Regions from separate parts of the Homo sapiens genome. Here regions 1 and 2 are each linked to region 3. Evidence: chromatin contacts called from ENCODE Hi-C or POLR2A ChIA-PET data. All regions are on one chromosome and are shown on one strand. Each heading gives the region's core, a stretch centred on a gene start or an enhancer-like site at or near the end of the contact. The rest is flanking DNA. Distances are from core to core; before and after follow the strand shown.

The links. Hi-C counts contacts between places; a loop is a spot of excess contacts on that map. ChIA-PET counts read pairs that join two places held with the same protein, here RNA polymerase II (POLR2A). Pooled maps may share reads with other maps.
Region 1: a map of CD4-positive, alpha-beta T cell shows a loop between it and region 3 (12-fold over the local background). The contact joins the promoter of ZBTB8OS here to the promoter of SNRNP40 in region 3. A Hi-C loop is called at or near these places in 4 of 168 maps with a recorded cell type or tissue (CD4-positive, alpha-beta T cell, CD8-positive, alpha-beta T cell, naive thymus-derived CD4-positive, alpha-beta T cell and 1 more) and 10 of 50 pooled maps. POLR2A ChIA-PET finds 5 or more read pairs at or near these places in 3 of 52 experiments (CD4-positive, alpha-beta T cell, CD8-positive, alpha-beta memory T cell and activated B cell).
Region 2: a map of CD8-positive, alpha-beta T cell shows a loop between it and region 3 (12-fold over the local background). The contact joins the promoter of YARS1 here to the promoter of SNRNP40 in region 3. A Hi-C loop is called at or near these places in 3 of 168 maps with a recorded cell type or tissue (CD4-positive, alpha-beta T cell, CD8-positive, alpha-beta T cell and naive thymus-derived CD4-positive, alpha-beta T cell), 2 of 37 single-sample maps with no recorded cell type and 9 of 50 pooled maps.

The regions. Positions count from the first base shown.
Region 1 is chr1:32,647,880-32,651,799 of GRCh38, forward strand. It overlaps ZBTB8OS (zinc finger and BTB domain containing 8 opposite strand), which reads right to left and starts at 2,671. Exons shown (of 7, transcript NM_178547.5): 1 at 2,554-2,671. The coding sequence starts at 2,650. It overlaps RBBP4 (RB binding protein 4, chromatin remodeling factor), which reads left to right and starts at 3,329. Exons shown (of 12, transcript NM_005610.3): 1 at 3,329-3,443. The coding sequence starts at 3,428. RefSeq lists enhancers at 1,268-1,407, 2,541-3,128, 3,129-3,717, 3,878-3,920 and a silencer at 3,008-3,577.
Region 2 is chr1:32,816,045-32,820,130 of GRCh38, forward strand. YARS1 (tyrosyl-tRNA synthetase 1) reads right to left here and starts at 1,314. Exons shown (of 13, transcript NM_003680.4): 1 at 1,144-1,314. The coding sequence starts at 1,200. S100PBP (S100P binding protein) reads left to right here and starts at 1,609. Exons shown (of 7, transcript NM_022753.4): 1 at 1,609-1,645. RefSeq lists enhancers at 426-927, 928-1,427, 1,176-1,485, 1,853-2,022, 2,456-2,565 and 2 more.
Region 3 is chr1:31,294,128-31,298,114 of GRCh38, forward strand. It overlaps SNRNP40 (small nuclear ribonucleoprotein U5 subunit 40), which reads right to left and starts at 2,661. Exons shown (of 10, transcript NM_004814.3): 1 at 2,484-2,661. The coding sequence starts at 2,624. ZCCHC17 (zinc finger CCHC-type containing 17) reads left to right here and starts at 2,905. Exons shown (of 8, transcript NM_016505.4): 1 at 2,905-2,948. RefSeq lists an enhancer at 2,430-2,639.

The DNA of each region.
Region 1 (3,920 bases), core at 1,421-3,920, 1.4 Mb after region 3:
ATCATCCTGAAACCATCCTCCCCTACAACCCCCGTTGGTGGAAAAACTGACTTCCGTGAAACCAGTCCCTAGTGCCAAAAAGGTTGGGGACCGCTGGTTAATGAACTGCATTGCATAAAAACACTTTCTGCCTAGTAAGAAAAACCAACAACCCAAGACAAAAAAAAAATAACCCAAGAGAAAAAAGGGCTAAGAATATTAACATACACACCCCAGAATGGGAAATACAAATAGCTTCCAAAACAGTATAATATGTTCAACTTCACTTACAATAAGAAAAATACAGTAAGTATACTTTACAAATTAGAAAAGATAAAAAAGTATGGTAACAATTAGTAGAAGTGGGAGGAAAGAGGCACATTCACACAATACTAGTGAAAGTATAAATTGGTACAACTCCTATAGAGAGCAATTTGGCAATAACTGTCCAAGTTAAAATATCCTTTTAAAAAATGTAGGAGTCTTAGCAATGGAAACAAAAAAAACTTGGAGAACTTGATTCTACAGATTCACTTGCACATGTACAAAACAGTGGATGTACAAGTGTATTCACTGCTGCACTGTTTCTAATACCACAAGAGTAGAAATAGCCTAAACGTCCATCAACTGAAAATTGGTTAAAGCAAATGCTAGAACATCTAGGTATGTACATGTAAGAAAAAGGTAACGATGACTGCTCTACAGAGGGGGACTAGGTAGTTGAGGATGGGGGCTGCCAGAGTTACTTTTCACTGCCTATGTTACACTTTCTGAATTTCAAATCAATATATATGACCTATTAAAAATAATTTTTTTTTGAGATGGAGTCTGGCTCTGTCGCCCAGGCTGGAGTGCAGTGGTGCAATCTCGGCTCACTGCAACCTCCGCCTCCCAGGTTCAAGCGATTCTCCTGCCTCAGCCGCCCAAGCAGCTGGGATTACAGGCACCCACCACCATGCCTAGCTAATTTTTGTATTTTTAGTAGAGATGGGGTTTCACCATGTTGGCCAGGCCAGGCTGATCTCAAGCTCCTGACCTCAGGTGATCCACCCGCCTCAACCTCCCAAAGTGCTGGGATTACAGGCGTGAGCCACAGCACCAGGCCTTTTTTTTTTTTTTTTTTTTTTTGAGACAGTCTCACTCTGTTGCCCAGGCTGGAGTGCAGTGGTGTGATCTCGGCTCACTGCAGCCTCCACCCTCCTGGGTTCAAGCAATTCTCCTGCCTCAGCCTCCCGAGTAGCTGGGATTACAGGCGCCCACCATCATGCGCAGCTAATTTTTGTATTTTTAGTAGAGACGGGGTTTCACCATGTTGGCCAGGCTGGTCTGGAACTCCTGACCTCAGGTGATCCACCCACGTCAGTCTCGCAAAGTGCTGGGATTATAAGTGTGAGCCACCGCAAACGGCCTATAATATTTTAAAATTGTTTTTAAGTGAGAGAAGGGGATATGCTAGGAGGTATGCCAGCTCCAGAAAGCACATTGCCTAGAATACTATGGTAAATAAGTAGATTTTACAGAGAGGACAATGAGAAATTAATGAAAGATTTTAAGCAGATAAATAAAAGTCAGATTTGTGCTCCCCAAACCACAGCTACCTTTAGGGATGACAGCTTAACGTTTAATATAGAATTTAAGAGACAAAGATAGGTTATGTGATTTGCCTAAAGTCACTAAGCGAATAAATGGCAAAACCAGCTGGGCACTGCAGCGCGGGCTATGATCGCTCCATTGCACTCCAGCCTGGACGACAGAGCGAGACCCCATCTCTAAAAACACACACACACACACACACACACACACACACACATTTTTTTTTTTTTTTGAGACAGAGTTTCGCTCGTTGCCCAGGCTGGAGTGCAATGGGGCGATCTCGGCTCACCGCAACCTCCGCCTCCCGGGTTCAAGCGATTCTCCTGCCTCAGTCTCCCGAGTAGCTGGGATTACAGACATGCTCCACCACGCCCAGCTAATTTTGTATTTTTAGTAGAGACGGGGTTTTTCCATGTTGGTCAGGCTGATCTCGAACTTCCGACCTCAGGTGATCCGCCCGCCTCGGCCTCCCAAAGTGCTGGGATCACAGGCCTCAGCCACCGAGCCCGGCCTAAAATAATCATTTTTAAAAATCACAATCATAAATGGCAAAACCAGGTTTTTTGCTAATATGATCGAGGTGAAACATCAAGTTAGAAATCCCCTAATTAGCTTTCCGAGTCCTCTAACCTCGCACACTCTAATCTCACCGTTGGGAAATACATGGGGGTAACAACCCTGCAAACGCCTGAAAATATGGTTATCTTTAGAATTTACGAAGATAAATGTGATTAGGCACATGTGGAAGAAGTTCAAGAGACTGTAAATGAGGGAGGCCAGGTTTCGCGACTATTAAACCAGGTGGCTTTTTCCTTCAGCATCCCCAGGAGAAGTACGAACGCGACTACAACAGCCGGCACAAATGGGATCATGCCTGAAGTACCCATGGGGCACAGTAGAAAGAGCAGCAGGAAGCCGCGGGTAAGGAGAGGGGATGCCTGTGTGCTTACATGTAAAGAGAGAAGTAAGCCACCTACTCACACTCGTACTTCCTATTGACTGGCGGATACTTGGCCTTGATCGCCTTCTGTTCTTCAGTCAAATTGTAATCTCTAACATCTTCCTCTTCCTGCGCCATGACTGCAGGATTAGACACTCTACTTCCGCCCTTCATCCACCGGACTTCGGCCCGGAGTTACTACTTCCGCTCTAGACTCCGCCCCTTGGCGCACACCCTTAAAGGACCACACTCCTTTCTCGGAGTTGGCTGTTGACCTACTTTAGTCCCTACCCTGCCGCTTGGATCGCATATTTAAAAAGCCAAAACCCCATCTTCTGCGATTCCTTCATTACTAGTTCTTTCCAAAGACTAAGGAAAAACGTTGAAGGGCACCTTGAATGAAACCCGTCTGGGTCTGACTGGCGAGGTTCTTTCCCCCGCTTCACCCCCAAAATTGATAACTAGACCCGAAGGCATTCTAGATTTTTCATCTCAGTACTCTGAAAGGGTCGTAAGCTTAATAGCCTTCAAGAAAATGGCTGCCCTCTTGCCGCGGGAGTGTGCGGACCAAACCTCTCTCACGTGACCCTGACCGGGCGCAGTCCCGTCAACGCCGGCGCGCGCAATCGCTGGAAGTCGGCTCGGGGAGGCGTGGGGGGAGGGGCGGAGCGCGCGCCTCGGTCCCCGCGGAAAGCTACTCCGCGCGTCTGGATTGGTCGCGAACGCGGCTTCCCCGCCCATCCCGCCATTAGGAGCGCTCCCATTGGCTGATGTTGGCGCGAAGGTGCGCGAGTCAGCCCTCGCGCTGGGGGCGCAGGAAACAATAGAGGCCGCGCGCACAGAGCGAGCTCTTGCAGCCTCCCCGCCCCTCCCGCAACGCTCGACCCCAGGATTCCCCCGGCTCGCCTGCCCGCCATGGCCGACAAGGAAGGTGAGGGTGCCGGGGCCGACCCAGGAGGGCAGTGGGTGCCTGGGCTGAGCCGCGGCCTCGACATGGCCTAACAGTGAGGGCAGGCCCGAGTTTGCCGAGTGCAGTCCCCGGTACTGAAGGCGTGAAGAGGGAACTCCCCGCGGGGCGTGCTAACGGCTCGCCAGTTCCCTGGGACCGATTTCGGTCGCAGCTGGCGAAGCCAGCGGTGGGGCCCCCGGCCAGTGTTTGTTTCTCTTCCTGCCTCCGATATCGGTTTCTCGGCCTCTGTCCCGAGCGTGGGGACACCGCTTCCTACCCACAAGGCTCGGAGCTCGGGCCTCCTCGTCGGGCTTGTGAGTTTCGGCGCGCACGAGCGTGCTCCGAAGGCCTGGCTGGCCCCTTGGCCTGGAACGGGTAACGGAGTGTTTGGCGGGGATGGCCCGAGGAGTTTCGGCGCCGCGAAAGTGGAGAGTGTGGATGCCTCTGCCGTGGGGATTT
Region 2 (4,086 bases), core at 64-2,563, 1.5 Mb after region 3:
GTTGCAATGAGCCGAGATTGGGCCACTGCACTCCAGCCTGGGCGACAGAGCGAGACTCCGCCTCAAAAAAAAAAAAAAAAAAAAAGATAGTGTGATGGTTGCACAACCTTGTGAACATACTAAAACCCACTGAATTGTGCACTTTAAAAGGGTGAATTTTATAGTATGTGAAGTACATCTCTAAAAAGAAAAAACAGAACAGGCTGTGTGGCCCAACTGATTTATCACTACTCTTAGAAGGAAGCCCAATTTAAAATTGAACAGAATAAGGCCTGCAAGGCTCCCGTGACTTGGTCCCTGCCTACCTCTCTTAAACAAATAAATAAAATGTATACTATGTAGAAACAATAACAAAAAAAAGGCAGAGCAAGGTATGGGGCAGTTCTGGTGCCAGAGGGTTTGTTATTTAAATAAAGTGGTCGGAAATCATGCGTCGCTGATAAGGTGACAACAGTCAGAAGCCTGAAAAAGTTAAGGGGTAAGCAATATAAATATTTAAGTGCTTCCTCATAACTTTGCTCACTCCACTCCAGCTAAATTTGCCACAATTTCTGTTTCCTCCATCTGAAATGCTCTCCCTCCTTATTCTTCCATTCTTCCTCTGGTTCACTTCTACTCCTGTAGTTCTTGGTAACAAACGGAACATTTGTGGAGTGAGGGGGGGGGATCCATTTCCTTCAAGGCGCAGTTTGGAGGTCACTTCCTCAGGGAAGCCTTCCCTTCTCTCTTTCCCTTTAAAGCTCCCAGTATAGCATCTTCCAGTACTTACTTGAACCGTAATGGGTCATTTTTAACGTCTGATCCCCTTCAGACAAGCTCTGGCAGGCCCTTGACGTATCCCCAGCGACTAAGCACCACGTCTGGCACTTAATAGGGGGGTGGAATGGGAGTCCTGGATTCAAAGTTTGGCTCCAACACAAGACAACTGGACGCAAGAGGTGAGCCCACTGTGATTTCTGGGGAACCCAGGGAAGGGCTGCTTGATTGACTGACCGACCAGCAGTGAGATCTACAGGCTCTCTCAGAGCTGCGCCAGCGCCGAGTCCCCGGCCCCACATACTTAGAACCCCGTAATGGGGCTCAAAATCACTGAACCTCGGGCTCCTAATCCCCAACGGCGCATTTCCAACCCCCAGGCCTGACCTGCAGGTTCCGGGTGATAAGGTGCAGTTTCTCTTCAGGGCTGGGAGCGTCCCCCATGGCTCCGCTACCCCTGCTTCCCCCGCTCAGCCCGGCACCAGAGCCCCTTCCTGGGTCACCGTCGCCGCCGCGTGCCGGGAACTGTCACGCGAGTCCAGCCAGGTTGCATCAGCTGGGCTCGGCGCTCCGCTTACTCGGCCTGGACCCCTCCGGCAGCGGCCGGAAAAAGTGAGGAGCAGCAGAGAGTCGAGCAGGTCGATGAGACGGGAAAAGGTGGAGCCAGTGGGCACGGTGGGCGGTGCGGAGGGCGGGGCTGAGGCGCCTGAGCGGGGCACAACCCTCCTAGAGGCGGGACGGTTTCCTGCCAATCACTGCTGGTTTGCCCTCCCCCTGGTGTTGGCCCGGCTGACTCGGGGTAGGGGAGGTCGGGGAGGGGGCGATAAAATGGCGCAGGGGGCGGAGTGAGGCGCAGTCGTTCGCCCAGGCTTTGGCCCGGCTTCCGGAGGTGAAGAGCGGGAGGGACGAGGGGGTCGGCGTTACCCGGCTTGGAGGGGGATGGGGGCGCCTGTTGCTTCTCCAGGGGGTTGCGCACGCCGTCCGCCCCTTGGAGGGATTGGGAGGCCCACGCCCTGCTGCGAGAAGGGCGCGTTCTAGCTCCTGAGGTGATGGCGAGGGAATGTCCCTGCCCCTCCACCTCCAAGTCGGCGGGCGACAGATGCCCCTCACCCCGCTGAGGAAAAGGGAAGCTCCCTGGTCGTCTTGAGAGTCGGGGAGCGCCGTCTGCAGTCCCCTGCCCAGTGGGGGTGGGGGCCGCCTCTGTCCCGGCCGGCTCGGCGGGAGGCTGTTGCTGGCGGGAAGATAGCCGCGGGCTTTTCTGCCGCGTCTCGCGGGTGGGGGCAGGAAGAGGACGACCCATTCCCTGGGGAGATCTGAGGACGGTGGTCCCCGGGAGAGGAGCGCACAGCACAGGCCTGCTGAGGGGCGGGTTTGCCCCTACTGGGGGAGGGGCGGGGAGAAAACTCTCGCTTCTCCCGCTTTCCGCCGGGAGGCGGGAATTCGCGGTGTCCCCGGGGGAGGGAGACGCAAAGGCCCTTCCTGGAAGGCGACACCGTCCCGGGCCGTTGCATTTGTGAGAGAGAGCCAAGGCAGTATCCTCCAAAGGTTGGGCCTGGGCCACCCTTTCTCCGGCTCCTCAAGGGCTGGAGGCGGCGTCACCAGTTACTTCCAGGGCAAGAGGGAAAGCAGTTATTACCTCAGTGGGCCCTGGAAAGGTCCTAGAAGTGGTTGAATTGCCCACGGCCTGCCCTAACCTGATCTCCGGTGTTTTGTGTATTTATTAGGGACTCCAAGCTCTACCAGACCTGCCTGAAGTGTTTTAAAGCACATTTTCTTTTTGAAAAGAAACCTGTTGCTGCAGCTTAGCGCATCTGTTCTCTGTGTCCATGTGGGAGGAGAATCCTGGCACCCTCATCTAGTGAAATGTTACCTAAAGCAAAGATTTGCAGCCCTGGGTTGTTTTTTCCGTCCTGCAGTGTTTTTAGTTACTTCGAAGGAATTTGCAAAACTGTTACAGATAATTTCAGTTCTTTTTGATTTTTTGTAAATGTTGTGCCTATTTTTTATGGAGTGATAAAGCCTGCTGAGTGCGTTTCGTGCTGTGTGCTTCACATGTATTGCATTTGGGAAAGGTTGGAAATCAAAGGCCAGGGGGAAGTCTTGTCCACTGGAAATAATCTCTGCTCTTGGCTGTACCTGTCAGACCCTGCTTGGTAATGGTCTTGACTTTAGAGCTTGAAAGAGGATGTGGGCTTGCATCTGGTGTTGCAGTTTTAGTGGCCTCAATAAAGTAAGGCTTTGTGCTCGAAGGCAGTAGGTTTTCTGAGGTGAGATAAAAATAGAAAGGGAACCAGTTTCTGAGGTTGCAACCAGGAGGTTCGAGAACAGAGAGGGGGTGGTAAACTGAAGTGTGAAGAAGGGGGTGGACAGGTGAGAGAGATGTGGAAGGACAGAATGGGGTCACAGAAAGGATGGGGTGTAGAGGAACTAAGAAATAGAATTAGAAGATCGGAAAAATATTCTTCCCTTAAAAATGAAGGGATATGGCCAGACATGGTGGCTCACGCCTGTAATCCCAGCACTTGGGGAGGCCGAGGCCGGAGGATTGCTTGAGGCCAGGAGTTCAAGACTAGACTGGCCAACATAGCAAAACCCCATCTCTACTGTAAATACAAAAATTAGCCTAGCATGGTGGACGCCTGTAATCCCAGCTACTGGGAGGCTGTGGCATGAGAATCGCTTGAAACTGGGAGGCAGAGGTTGCAGTGAGCCCAGATCACGCCACTGCATTTCAGCCTGGGTGATTGAGTGAGACCCTGTCTCAAAAATAAAAATAAAATAAAAAAATAAAGGGGTCCCCATATTTTAAGTGGAGGTTACCAGACAAGTGCTAAGAAAGGTGGTAGATGGTAGACAGAGAAGTAAGCAAGCCTTCTTTTGACAGAGAAGTAATAAGTAAGGCTGTCTTTGGAATTTCACTGAAGAACTTCAGTTTTATATGAGGATTTCCCCCCTTGCACATTCATTAAATACCATGTTTTTTTAGTATAGAACTTTTAGGTTTAGAGTACTTTCATAAACATCCTATTTTTTCTCATGATAATCTGTGTTTGAAGTTAACAGTATTTACCCCCTTTTTAGATGCATGTTCTCATCTGTATTGAAGTTCAGAGACTTGAAGTGAATTGCTGAGGTCCAGTACCTCTATAAAGGATAGTTCAGTGAACATTAATTTGCATAATTTGCCGGATATTTCAGATGTCTACCTAGTCTGGTCTTCAGTGACAATATGGTTGAGTGCTGGATTAAACTAGATAAGAGTAGAGTATATTAGATAATTTCAAGCAGGGTCTAGGGGAAATTCCCTACCAGTTTAGCACTCTTTTTTCC
Region 3 (3,987 bases), core at 1,411-3,910:
TTGTATTTTTAGTAGAGATGGGGTTTCACCATGTTGGCCAGGCTGGTCTCAAACTCCTGGCCTCATGTGATCTGCCTGCCTTGGCCTCCCAGAGTGCTGGGATTATAGGCATGAGCCACTGCACCTGGCCTATTTTTATTTCTTATTTTTTCATAGCAAACGGATCCTCAGCATGGGTGAAGTAGTTTTGATTATGGTCTTGGACACCAAGATGACACTTGGGCAATTCATCTAAACATGGGCTGATATGCTCACTTGTCAAATGGGAGAAGTATACTACCCATAATCCCCAAATCTCTTCAGTACTTCCCAGCATTTTCATATTTATTTATTTATTTATTTATTTTTTGGGGAAGGAGTCTTGCTCTGTTGCCCAGGCTGGAGTACAATGGCGTGATCTCGTCTCATCGCAAACTCCGCCTCCTGGGTTCAAGCGATTCTCCTGCATCAGCCTCCCGAGTGGCTGGGATTACAGGCACCCACCACCAAGCCCGGCCAGATTCATTTAGTTTTAAAAAATGTTATGTGCAGGCTGGGCGCGGTGGCTCACACCTGTAATCCCAGCACTTTGGGAGGCTGAGGTGGGCGGATCACTTGAGGTCAAAAGTTTGAGACCAGCCTGACCAACATGGTGAAACTCCGTCTCTACTAAAAATATACAAAAATTAGCCAGGCATGGTGGCGGGCGCCTGTAATTCCAGCCACTCAGGAGGCTGAGGCAGGAGAATCGCTTGAACCCGGGTGGCGGAGGTTGCGGTGCACCGAGATTGCGCCACTCCACTCCAGCCTGGGTGACAAGAGCAAAATTCCATCTTAAAAAAAAAAAAAAGAAGTTACGTGCTAGGCACTGGGCAAACAGCAATGAACAAAATAAACAATGGAGCTCGCTGTTCCAGTGGGAAAGGGGGAAGGGAGAAGGGAAGGTGAGAGAAAACAAGCAAACTATATATGTGGTGTCATGTGCTATAGAGCAAAAGAAGGGATGGGGATGGTGGCTCATGCCTGTAATCTCAGCATTTTGGGAGGCCAAGGTGTGCGGATTGCTTGAGCTCAGGAGTGAAATCCTGTCTCTACAAAAAAATACAATTAGTTAGATGTGGTGGTGTGTGTCTGTGGTCCCAGCTACTCAGGAGGCTGAGGCAGGAGGATCACTTGAGCCCAGGTGGTGGAGGCTGTACTGAGCCAGTGGTCAACACAGAGAGATTGTCTAAAAACAAAAAAACAAAAAAAGAGAGAGAGAGAAGCAATGTGGGTTCCACAGTATGTGGTACTGCAATTTAAAATAGGGTGGTCAGGAAAATCCTCACTGAAAAAATTACATTTGGGCAAATATTCGCAGGAGCTGAATAGTAAACCATGTAAACATTTGTGAAGAGCAATCCCACAGAGAGGACAGCAAATGCAAAGGTCCTGAAGCAGAGGCTTGGAAGAGAGAGTAACTGAAGCCAGGTGAGCAATAAGAAATTGGTCAGAGAGGTAAAGGGAAAGAGGGCAAATAATTACAAGAATTTTGGTTTTTACTCTGGATGAAGTACAAAGCCACCAGAAAGTTTTCTGCAGAGTGTAATGTGATCTGATGTTTAGAAGGATTCCTTTGGTTATTGGCTTGGTAACAGGTGCTGATACAAAGGTAGAAAGTGGAAGACCAGTTAGGGTCCCACTACAAAAATGCCAGATGAGATAATAATGGCTTAGGCCATGAGGCAATGATGGAGATGGTAGAAGTAGCAATTCTAGACCTATTTTGAGGACGGTGCCAGCAGGATTTATTGAGGAGATGTGAGGACACTCGTATTTCCTCGTCTGAGCCTAAACAGGACATTAGAAGTGTGATCACTATTTCTATCTTACAAAAAATGTAGTTAGGAGCATGGTTTCTCAGTTCGAAATCTGCTTCTATCACGTACTTGGTAAGTCTGTTTTTCCATCTGCAAAATGGGTTAATAACGTTCCTAACAGGCTGCTACCAAGATCAATGGAAATTTCATATACGAAACACTTTAGTACAAGAGTCAATGAATGTTAGCTGCTATTTAGTTGTTAATAATACTAGTGCAGAGAAATAAAGGGAAAAGCAACTTGCCCAAAGTCCCAAAACGAGCCAACACAAATCATTTCCCTTTTTTCTTCCCTCCCTCATTCATTCATTCTACACACTCTTCGGAATTTTTGTTCTATGCCAGATCCATGTTAGAGTCAGGATGCTTAAACCCGGGTCAGGGTTTTGAGCCCAAGGTCCTCAACTCTAATTCTAATGCTATCTCAGGGCAGTCGAGAGGCTGAAAACGGGCGCCAAACGGGGGAACACGTACGCAGCATTCGCAGGCTATGGGGAGCTTTTACAGTGTTTATGTGCTTTAACTCTGCGTAGAAACTCTCGTTCTGCCCCCGCAATGCGGGAAAGGGTCAGGGATCACCAGATACAGCGCTCTGAGGGGAGGAAGATGAGCTGAGGGCCAAAGGCCGCCTGCTTCTTCACTTACCGCTTGCAGCAAGGCTCCCGGCGTCGCCTGCTGCTGCCCGGCTCCTGGGCCAGACCCCGCTCCCAACAGCAACTCATGCCGCTGCCGCTTGACTGGAACCAGCGGCAACTCTGGGCCCTTACGCTTCTGCTGTTCTATCATGGCGGCAACCGGTCTCTTCAGCGCCGCCACTGACCGCGCTGCCGCTCTCAGGCGCCACGCAATTGGTTCCAAATTAGTCCTTCCTCCACAACTTCCAGCTTGGAAGAACCAATCGGCTTTCAATATTTCCATTTGCACCGCCCTCGGATAGTCTCTTGTTATTGGGCATATCTTTCTGACGTCATGAGAGTGCGATACCAGGATTGGTGGACGGAGCTGGCGACCGCCCTAGGCGCGCTGGGTCTTGTGGGTGGAAACGCGCTGGCTGACTGGGGTCGGCGTTTAGTTCAGCGCAGCGACTCGGGGACCTGGAGCTGACGCCTAGTACGTATGAGGAAGAACGGGGTGGGTGGCTGCCTGAGTCTGGAGGCGACGCCTCGGTTGTGCAGTCTGAACCTGCCCTTCTCAGCTGAGGGTGCTGACAGCAAGGGGTGGGAGGCGGGCCCCGAGTCCCCAGCTGTGGTAAGTAGTAGCCTGGGCTCCCTTTCGGGGCAGGAGCGGAGCCTTGGGGTCTCTGGCGGCAAGACCCAGCCCCTGCGGCTCCCTTCTTCAAGAGCGCCCATCGTGGCCAGTCCTGTGCCGGGCATTCCCAGGGAGAAAGGCCTGCGTCCCAGCCTCCTCCGGTGCCCCATTTGGCCGAGGAGGCTGACTTGTTTCTGCCACTGATTTTGCAGTTTTTGATCAGGGCCTACTGTATGCCCCCCTGAGAGAGACAGTGATGAAGGAAATGTCCGACTCCTTCTCCAGAGCACAGTCTTGTTGAGAAATTTGAGACTCATGCCCATGAACGTGGTCATTGCCTCAGTCGTCCTGCTGATATTCATTTAGCAGCGCGTTGGGGGTATGTTGTGAACCGGGCACGGTCCCTACTCTCAGGGCGTTTAACTCTGGTGGGGAAAACGTTAAACAATGACCTCACTAATACATGGAAATGCCTCCTACTGCTGCCTGATGCTATGAGTGCCTGAAATAAGCAGGAAGGTTTTTCAGAGGAAAAGATGCCTGCGCTGGTAGCTGCAGGAAGTGTTGTAATTAATTAGGTGAAGAAGTGAAGGCAGAACCTTCCATAGAGAACTACTTGTTCAGAGCCCTGAGGCACTTGGGAGGAAAATGACTAAAAGCACAAAGAGCCAGTGTGGCTGGTACAAAGAGAATGAAGGGAGTATGGTACAAGATGAAGCTGTACGTGATAGCGGTCAGACCTTGCAGGAATTTGTAGCTTTTATTTTAAAACGGATGAGATACCACTGAGCCGTCTTCCCCCAGTGGGGTGTGGTGGAGGAGGGGACTTGATCCCTCAGGCTCAGTGGTGTGAACAGACGGGGGTTGGGGAAGCCCTAGTCGATGTATGTGGACCACTTGG